Linked DNA regions of Homo sapiens: region 1 is linked to region 2. The links are chromatin loops, found by intact Hi-C in ENCODE. Cell type or tissue: heart right ventricle. All regions are shown on one strand.

Region 1 (5,000 bases), 370 kb before region 2:
CAGATTTGGTCATGGAACATGGTTTGCTGACCAAGGATCTAAATAGATGCAGAGAAATCATTTGATAAAATCAAATATCAAAATTTAATATTTGATAAAATCAAATATTAAAAAAATCCTCAGCATCTAGAAATAGAAGGGGACTTCCTCAAATAGACGAGGGACATTCAAAATTTTCACTGTGCCTCCTGATGAGGAGGAAGGGACGGCCATGACTTTTTTCATGGTGTTTGTAAAGAGTAGGGCAGATATAGTGAAAAGTTTCTGTCCTGGTTGGTCATTCTTTTCCCAACACTTTGGCTGGAAAGACTAAGATTTTCTTAGGGCGTGTTTTGTCTGTGAACGTTGGCATGTCTGTGTTATAGGCTCTTTGAAAGCCTGAGGCCTGGTTATGTAAGGAGTCAAAAAAACCAGAAACCTAGGGAATTCATCATTAGGTCATTCCTGGGTCTCAGGTTACTAGCCAGTTTGTCTTCTTTTCTTCACTTTTTCAGAATCTTCTGTTAGTTGCATTATAAATTTTATTCAGTTTTTTTTTCTTTTTGGTGATTAATGAGGGAATAGCATGGTATGTGCTTATTCCATCTTTTCGTAAATTAGGGGTTTGAGATAGCTTTTAAAAAATTATGCATAATTAGTTCTCACTGTTATTTTTGTTTTTTAAGCCTAAGGATTTTATTGGGGCAACTTCTGTTATTTTGTTAGCTTTTGAGTAGTGTGTTAACATGAATATGTACATTGTTAAGATCTCATTTTAGTTCTGAGCATCTCCTTTTTAGTCTTATCAAGTTTTCAGCCTGTACAGATGTGAATTTCTGTTTTTGCTAAGTACCCTACAGATAGCCAAAATAAGGAGTGGTTAGCATGGATTGTCAACTCATTCTTTTTTTTTTTTTGAGACAGAGTTTCGTTCTTGTTGCCTGGGCTGGAGTGCAGTGGCACGATCTCGGCTCACTGCAAGTTCCACCTGCCGGGTTCACACCATTCTCCTGCCTCAGCCTCAGAGTAGCTGGGACTACAGGTGCCTGCCACCATGCCCGGCTAATTTTTTTTTTTTAATTTTTAGTAGAGATGGGGTTTCACTGTGTTAGGCAGGATGCTCTTGAACTCCTGACCTTGTGATCTGCCCACCTCGGCCTCCCAAAGTGTTAGGATTACAGGCGTGAGCCACCGCGCCCAGCCGCTGTTCTTACTGTCTTTATGACCAATAAGGTAGAAGAGTACATAGTGTACAGATTTTTATATAATGTGTTGACTATATTAACATTCCTCTCCTTGCCTTCCAAAAAAGTCTTCAGTAATGAAGAGAAGGAATCCAACCAAGAGAAATTATACTAAGGTATGAGAGGTCTAGGTGGGCAGATGGCTTCAGCCCAGAAGTTCAAGACCAGCCTGGATAACATGGTGAAACCCCGTCTCTACCAAAAAATACAAAATTAACCAGGCATAGTGGCATGTGCCTGTAGTTCCAGCTACTCAGGAGGCTGAAGTGGGAGGATCACTTGAGCCTGGTAGGTTGAGGCTGCAGTGAGCTGAGATCATGCCACTGTACTCCAGCCACAGGGAAAGAGTGAGATCTTATCTCAAAAAAAAAAAAAAAGAAATTATACCAACATATTTACAGTTGGATAGTGGAATTCAATAGATTATTGACATTTGAATTGTTTCTTTGCTGTGTTTGTTGAGCATAAACTTAGAAATATCAAAAGAAATATATGTTTATATTCCTTAACATTTTATTTAAGGATGTGATGCATTAAAGGCAGTATTTTTTTTTTCCACATGTTTTTATTGCTTAAAGGTGGGAAAGGTTTTTATTCCTGGACTGCCAGCTCCCTCTCTGACGATGTCCAACACAATGCCTCGGCCCAGTACTCCACTAGATGGCGTTAGTGCTCCAAAGCCTCTTAGTAAACTCCTTGGATCATTGGACGAGGTAAGAAAAGGACTAGGTGTTGCCAAAAAGTTAACATTTTTTAAAGAAGTTTGGTTAAACATTAGTTCTTTCCATGGTTAACTTAATTTTAGTTTCTACTTGCAGAATAAATGTTTTCAAACAGAAGTGATTCAGTTAACATACACTGACCTCCCTTGTGATGTATGTGATACTTTTTGAAGGTGCTGGAGAGATGGAAATGATACATTCTTTTCCATCTAGGGATCTCACAATTGTGTGGAGTTGATGTACTGTCTGCATAAGAAATTAGAATTTAAGAAAGACTCATGACTCAGTAATGTGGAAAAGAGAGTACCATCGTTGATTGACTGATGGGAAGATGACATCCAATGGGAGGACATGGCAAAATCAAAGCCTCATCTCTGAGAGACATGTCAGTCTTCGTTTGGACCTTGGGGTTGAGTAGGATATCTGTAGGTAGAAAGGAGCATTCAGGGCAAGGAGAAACCACACAGGCACAGGCAGGAAGGCTAGATAATGCGGAACATTTTTTAATGGATATTTGTATCTTCATCTCCTAGTCATAAGGACTCAATAAATCTGTAGAATAAATACTTATAAAAGTACAAGTAGTCTGTAGGGTGAGGCAGGATAGGGTTTGGATAACAATAATAACCTTTTTTGGGCATTTTCTATGTGCTAGGCATTGTTCTCAGTGCTTTATTAGTATTAATTATTTCCTTAGAACAGTTTTATTGAGAAGAGAGTACTATGATTCTTTTTTTTTACAAATGAGATAGAGGTTACAAATGAAATAAACCTACTAAGTGGTAGAACTGGGATTTACACTCTTACCAATGTGCTCTTAAAGGGAGAAAGGATGAAAAGGTGGTTTTCTTCTGAATGCAATTGACAGGGCATTACAGGATTTTGAGAAAGGAGTTACGAGGTTTTGGATCTGTGTGGTAAATAGGTGTATTTTGGGATTAAAGATAAGGAGACCAGTTAGCCTCCAAGTGAGGTTGTCTGTGTCAGTTTAAGAAGTATGAGAGGGTCTGAGCTAGGGCAGTATATGTGTGGAAAGGAGGGATTAATATGAGAGGCCTTGAGAGGTGGAAATGAATTTGTCAGCTGATTGGTTTTGTGCTGCTGGGCTGGGGAAAAGTGATGTGGAACGAGGCTCCCAATTCTCTGAACGACCTGGGAAGGTACCTGGATTTACCAAGTTAGGAAGCCTGGAGAAAAGTGGTTTGTATTTAAAGGACATGTGAGTGTGGATGTTTAGGGACGGTTCAAAGGGAAGGTTAGTGCTATCAGTTGTATTTGATAATGTCTATGTCTTCATTATATTTTTAAACATGTGCCACATTGAATTTTTTTTCCTTCAAACCAGCACATTTGCGGAACATTGAAAGGGGGAATTGGAGAAGCGTCAGAGTGTTTTGTGTGATTTGGAAGAATTTCTTTTATAATGGAAAATGGTTTCCAACTTTTTTAGAATTCTATAAGCCTGGTAATAGTGCCTTTTTGATAGGTGTAAGGTCATGGAAATGATAGTCTAACACATTGGCTGATGGCTTTTCCACTTCTCTGGAAGATTTTGCTAGTAGACTTAGAGCCAGGACCAGTGGAGCTGAATTTTTCCTGGTGACTTTTAGAGTAGAATCTGGAATAGAATAAATACATCTTAGTCTTGATTGTCAGTGTTGACAAGATATTCACTTAGAGATATATAAATTGAATTAAAGGAATCAAAAAAGGATCAGTGGTCATGACTAGAGATTAAGATTGGAAGCATCTGCATGTAGATAGTAACTAAGACCATTTAAATTTTTTGTTTGCATATCTGCAGTTAAGCAAATAAATGCTGTTCCTGTATTTTTGAATAAATAATTGCCTATAGGGGAAATACCACTAAATACTGGTCTCATTTGTTGGCTTTTTCATTACTGTCCTTTCTTCCTGGGCTCTTAGTTCCTCAGCTGCCTCAAATCACAGTTTAGTCTTTTTTTTTTTTTTTTTTTTTTTTTTTTTGAGATGGAGTCTTGCCCTGTCATCCAGGCTAGAGTACAGTGGGGCAATCTCACCGTACTGCAACCTCCACCTCCTGGGTTCAAGCGATTCTCCTGCCTCAGCCTCCCAAATAGCTGGGACTACAGGCACCTGCCACCACACCTGGCTAATTTTTGTATTTTTAGTAGAGATGGGCTTTCACCATGTTGGCCAGGCTGGTCTTGAACTCTTGACCTCAAGTGATCCGCCCGCCTCAGCCTCCCAAAGTGTTGGGATTACAGGCGTGAGCCACGGCGCCCGGCGGGCAAGACACCCTCAGAGCACAGGGTGCTGCCAAGAGCCCAGCCGAGTGCAGCTCGAGCGCCGAAGTCGCCAACGTTCCACACACTGTTGACGCAGGACACAAGTTCGTCACAGTGGTCCTCCGCCGGCTACGCCGCTGCCTCAGTGGCTTTCAGGCGCTTTCCTCTTGGAATTGGCGACTGCTGCGGGGCTGAGCGCTGGTCTCACGCATCTCGGGAGCCAGGTTGGTGGCGCGATGAGTTGCAGCAAGGCCTACGGGGAGCGGTACGTCGCCTCGGTGCAGGGCTCCGCCCCGTCGCCTCGAAAGGTGAGTGGGTCTGGAAGAGACCGACGGCCTCGACCTGGCCGGGCGGCGGCCTCGACCCGGCCCGGCGGCGGCCTCGATGGCTCAGGCGTCATGGCTCCCGACGAGCGCTGCTCCCTGGCGCGCTCTGTGGAGGCGGCGGCCTCGACCTGGCCCTGCGGCGGCCTCGATGGCTCAGGCGTCATGGCTCCCGACCGGCGCTGCTCCCTGGCGCGCTCTGTTGAGGCGCCGGCCTCGACCTGGCCCTGCGGCGGCCTCGATGGCTCAGGCGTCATGGCTCCCGACGGGCGCTGCTCCCTGGCGCGCTCTGTTGAGGCGCCGGCCTCGACCTGGCCCTGCGGCGGCCTCGATGGCTCAGGCGTCATGGCTCCCGACGGGCGCTGCTCCCTGGCGCGCTCTGTTGAGGCCGCGGCCTCGACCTGGCCCGGCGGCTGCCTTGATGGCTCAGGCGTCATGGCTCCCGACGGGCGCTGCTCCCTGGCG
Region 2 (5,000 bases):
TTCACATCCTGACCCTGGCAGCCTAGTTAACCCATCCCGGTCGGGGGGCTTACCCAGCATGTATTGCCCTGGATTGTGTTCCTCCAGGGCTTGGGGTCAGCATGTTTCGGTGGAATGGAAAGCTGCCACTGTGCTCTTCCATGGCTCCTCTCTGAGAGACGGTGTGTGAGTGGACACCGCTGCTCTGATGAGTGAGCCTGGGCTTTAGATCAGACTGAAGACTGGCCTCGGCTGGCTTGTTGAAGGCCACTGCCGCTCTGGACAAAGGTGGGCTTTCTGTGAATGTGGCTGGAATGCACTAGCAGACTGGTGAGCCCACCATCACAGTGGCCCTGACTGAGTGTGGTGGGAAGGTGCAAAACAAGCAGCAGAGGTGCATCTGTGCGCTCAGCTTTGAGAGCAGAGCCCCGGATGCAGACAGAGGCAATGGGCAGGACAGCAGCACAGCCCCAAACCCACCTGTGGAGGAGCCTGTGACGCGGGAGTTGCCTAAATCCGATACTCACTACAGTGAGGTTGGAGAATGGCCTGGTGCCAGCCTGAGAGCCACAGTTTGAAAAAAGAAAAAAAAATCTACAGGTAGTTCTGAAATTATGAACACAATAGGGCAGGAAAAAGAATTCTGAACTTGGAGTCAAGATAAATTTCACTCTGCTGAATGCAGGTCACTCCAGCGCTTTGACCTTCCATTACCTCATCTCCAAAATAAGGTTGTAAAAAACAAAAAGAGTTACACCTACGGCACTGGTGTAGAGGGGAGTTTCCAGGCTGAGGGAGCTGGCAGTGGGTGGACCTCCTGTCCTACCAACTCAGGCCCACTGCTTCCTACCTTCCTCACATGTATCAGAAGTATCAGCCAGGCCAGAGAATCAGGTTCAGGCAGAACTGTCAAGGAATTCCCCTCTGCTTCCAAGAGGCCCATGCCCATCCTTCCTCAATGTTCCTTTACTGAGATTTGTTGCAGCTGTAGTTTCTGTGTTGACAGGAATCCCCATTCCTCAGTATCCCCAGCCTTTTCTCAGTGTAAGGCCTTCCCCCCAAGAACAGAACCTACATAGATAGAACTGATACACCTGTGGAATTGGCATATAAATGTTTATTAAGAAAACAGAGATAGCCTTTGAACCTGCTTTTTAAATAAATAAATAAGGCTTTCAGGGGGTTTGATGCATGTGCTTTTTTTTTTTTTTTTTGAGACGGAGTTTCACTCTTGTTGCCCAGGCTGGAGTGCAATGGCACGATCTCGGCTCACTGCAACCTCCGCCTCCCAGGTTCAAGCAATTCTCCTGCCTCAGCCTCCCTAGTAGCTGGGATTACAGGCGCCCACCACCACACCCAGCTAATTTTGTAATTTTAGCAGAGACAGGGTTTCTCCATGTTGGTCAGGCTGGTGTCGAACTCCCGACCTCCGGTGATCTGCCCATCTCGGCCTCCCAAGGTGCTGGGATTACAGGCTTGAGCCACCGCGCCAGGCCATGCGTGTGCTTTTCTTCTCCACCTGATCCTTCCCCTTTTCCTTCTCAGAGCTGGAGCGGGGAGCTCTGGGAAAGCCAGGCTGAGTGTCTGGTGCTGAGGGGGCTGGTGCTGTTCACAGAGCTGCTGGCAGGGGCTCTTTTTTGCTGTCAGGCGGGAAGAGACCCCAGGGTTGTTATAATCAAGCTTGTTCCCAAAGGCAGTCCCTTCTTCCCAGCTGCCTGCTTTCCACCACAGGGAGGTACACAAGCAAACAAAACCCCCGAGGGCACTCTTGTTCCTGTGATGCCGCGCTTAGGAGATCTCCCCAAGCACCTCTGTTGCCGTCTCCGCCTCAGTGAGTGGCGTGATCCGTGGCGCTCCGCAGGTCATTCAGCAGATGCTCATCCCATGCTGGTATCGCACCTCACATCGTGCTGGGCTCCAGCAGGGCAAAGGGGGTTCGGACACCAGTCCTTCTGGGGAGTTCACAGTTGGGGGCAGTTGGCAAAGGGCTTTCCCTGGGCAATGAGCCAGAGAAGCTTCTCCAGGAGGTGGCATCAGAGCTTGTCCCTAAAGGATGAGTAGCACTCTGCCAGGTGGAAAGTAGACAAGACGGTCTCAGCTGGCAGAGCAAAGAACACAAGCCAAGCTATGGAAGTGTGGAGCAAATGTGCAGTGGAAACAAAGGGGAATGTGACCCTCCTCCTGCCACCTCCGCATCACTTTCAGAGTCTCCTGCATGCCTCTCCACCTTGGCCTTATATTAGAATCTCCTGGGGAGCTAGCTGTAACAATACCAGGAGATGCCGGCCTCATCCCAAACAGTCTGTGAACCAGCCTGGGCGGCATCCCCAGCTCTGCTGTTGGGCAGTCAGTGTGAGGAACCCCAGTTAAATGCATGTATTAATGTTTGTGTGTAGATCTGTCACCTAGCTGGACTCTGAGGTCACAGCCCCCCAGAGCCTCACATGATGCCTGACACATCGTAAGACTCCAGCAGAAGCGAATTCCTTCAGGCACTGTCTTTTGAGGGAAAACTTTACACAGCTATACCAGGTGCACACTTTAGGTATTGCTGCCACCATCTCACTGTCAAGGCATGGTCTCGAAGTAGAGTGCGGGATGTGGTGCTAGATGCTTTGAGTCAGCATCACTGCCCCCTGGGATCAGTTTCAAGGTCGGACTGTGTCCCCTGGAGTTTCAAGGACACCTACGCAGGACGGGTGTGGTTTTATCAGGAGGCCTAACTGTTGGTTTCCTTCCAGGTATACGGATCCGGGTCTCAGACAAGGGCGTTCCAGTACGTCAGGTAAGACTGTCCTGCCCTGCCCCAGCCTTAGCAGTGCTTTGGAGCAGGGGTCATGCCAACTTGACAGACAGTTCAGTGTCTTGTATATGTTAACCATTTCCACAACGCTAACACTATATATTGATTAAAAATTTTTAATTTTATGATGGGAAAACTTGCTGTTCTCTGTTTAAAAGTTAAAATTTGCATTCATCTCCATGACTATCGTGACTCATGTGCTAATCTTTTACTGCCACCTAGCGGTGTGTGGGTGAAGTTGCCCAGCTCTGAGGGTGACTTGGGTGATTTCAGCGCAGGTGGAGTTAAGAGATGGCCTTTTGCATCCAGCAGACCTGTGAATGCCAGAATCTGACCCATTGCAAACATGGCTCGCGGGGTGGAGGAGATAGTCCTTGTGGAGGGCACAAGGTAGATAGTGTTCTTATGTTGAATTTCACGCTGAAACTAAATGCAGATAAAAATATATTTTTTGAATAGATTCACGTGGTGATTTTTATTGCTTTCTTGGCAGCCCTTATAAACCCACTGTTCTGTTGTTCCATTCCGTTGGTGATTAATTTTAGAAGGCAGTGTGGATTCTCAGAGTAGTTAGGATAGAAGCAGTTGTGTATGCCAAAGTGCATCCACCAGTATGTGGCTATTGTAAATTCTGTGAAAGTTTCTGGTATCCTGAATTGTTGTAAAACCCAGTTCTATATTTTGAACCCACATATTTTCACTCTTCATTGCAAATACCCCAGTATGCCTGTCAATCAGGAAGTGTTATTCCTGCTGTCTTAGGGCCATCCCAGGGGCACTAGGGTGAGATGGTGGCTGTTGTGCAGGTCGGGGCAGCCCCCAAGTCCCACCTCAGCCAAAGCAACCACATAAAATTGTACCTACCCAGGACCCTTAGGTAGGGGTCCTGGGTAGGAGTCCCGTGGAGAAATGGAACTGGTAGTAAAATAAAATTTTAAAAAGAAATCAAAATAACCACTGTAGATTTTTGCTGAAAGTATTTGTGAATTTCCATTTACTCCAAAAGAAAGCTGTGAGTAAACATTTACACAGCCAGTAGTTTTTTCCTCCCCACCCATTAATATCTTGCCTCAAGGGGCAAAAGCCCAGAAGTGTACTATAACCAACTTTGTGGCCCAAATAGGCATGCATATTCTAAAAAGCGATTTAACAGGGAAATGGCAGCTGCCCCCGCTTTGGGACTGTGTTCATTTCAAAGCACTTAACGTAGGCACTATGTCCCTGGAGGAAACTATCATGGCACACTTCTGTATGGGGACCAAATTGTGGGCCTCCCTTGGATTGAGTACCGTCTTTCCATAGTGACGCGTTCTTATCCCATCCTCCTCCACTCACCCAGCTGTGCCCTTTTCTGAGGGAGTCTTGCTGTCCTCGGTTATGTGTGCCTGCCTCGGGCTGCCTCACCAGTGGCGCCCAGGCTTCTCCAGCCCCCACACCACATGGAATATCAATGAGATGTTGTGCGGTAAAAGGAAACCAGTCAGGACCCATTCTTCTTTCTGCTCTCATTATCTCAAGGGCATTGTGTGCAAAATTCATTTAAAATAGCCTCAGAGACTTTTCTTTTTGCTAGGACTAAAATATTTTGAGCATTCAGTGATGCCTGTGCTATGTGCTGTCCCAGCTCAGGACAAAATGCACCCTGGCCCGCTCTGATGGCCTGGTCACTGTCCTGTGCCTGCTTTGATGGTCGTGGCTCATGCTCCTAGCTGCCATCACATGCATCGTCCTCTCCCACACCACTTGACTACTTGAAAAGAGGGCATGAGCAGTTTCCCTAGACACATGGTTGTTAACCCTTTTAGAAAACCCATTTCATAACACTTCAGTAGTATTTATTTACTCCCCACTCTGGTGATCCTCTCTGGTTTCACATTAGCAGAGTCTGAGATGATGAGGCTTCAGGGACTTTGCCATACTTGGGCAAGGGTTTCCTGACTTAAACTTTTTAGTTATTGAGGACTCAGATGAGTTCATTAACTGACCAAAGTTTTGATGTTTTTCACAAGCAATTTTTTAGGAACTGAGCGTCTTTTAGTAATGCACGATGTCTGGGTCCATATAGTTACTGTACTAAATTAACCATTCCCCAAACCCATGATTGCCTCGAAACAACAGTGCAGGGAGTCTGAGGTCTAGGTGGCCATCCGCATCGGCATTTTGGCATGACTCTGTTTAATATTCTCATGGCCGGTTTTGTCCTCATTTACATAACAAA

What was found. Peaks named below come from ENCODE experiments on the same cell type or tissue, not always from the same donor. Only the 100,000 strongest peaks of a DNase experiment are listed, where the experiment ranks them.
Region 1: it touches region 2 in a loop (8-fold over the local background); 28 of 110 quality-filtered maps call a loop at or near these places.

Annotation. Positions count from the first base shown.
Region 1 is chr2:106,467,737-106,472,736 of GRCh38, reverse strand. RGPD3 (RANBP2 like and GRIP domain containing 3) reads left to right here and starts at 4,324. Exons shown (of 23, transcript NM_001144013.2): 1 at 4,324-4,520. The coding sequence starts at 4,449. RefSeq lists a silencer at 4,861-5,000. In heart right ventricle, a CTCF peak has its summit at 1,883 (motif pointing right); a DNase peak (open chromatin) is centred at 1,883.
Region 2 is chr2:106,102,558-106,107,557 of GRCh38, reverse strand. It overlaps UXS1 (UDP-glucuronate decarboxylase 1), which reads left to right. Exons shown (of 15, transcript NM_001253875.2): 11 at 2,721-2,764. Among named protein-coding and RNA genes, the nearest start is that of ECRG4, 39 kb to the right of the region's middle. In heart right ventricle, a CTCF peak has its summit at 3,004 (motif pointing left); a DNase peak (open chromatin) is centred at 3,029.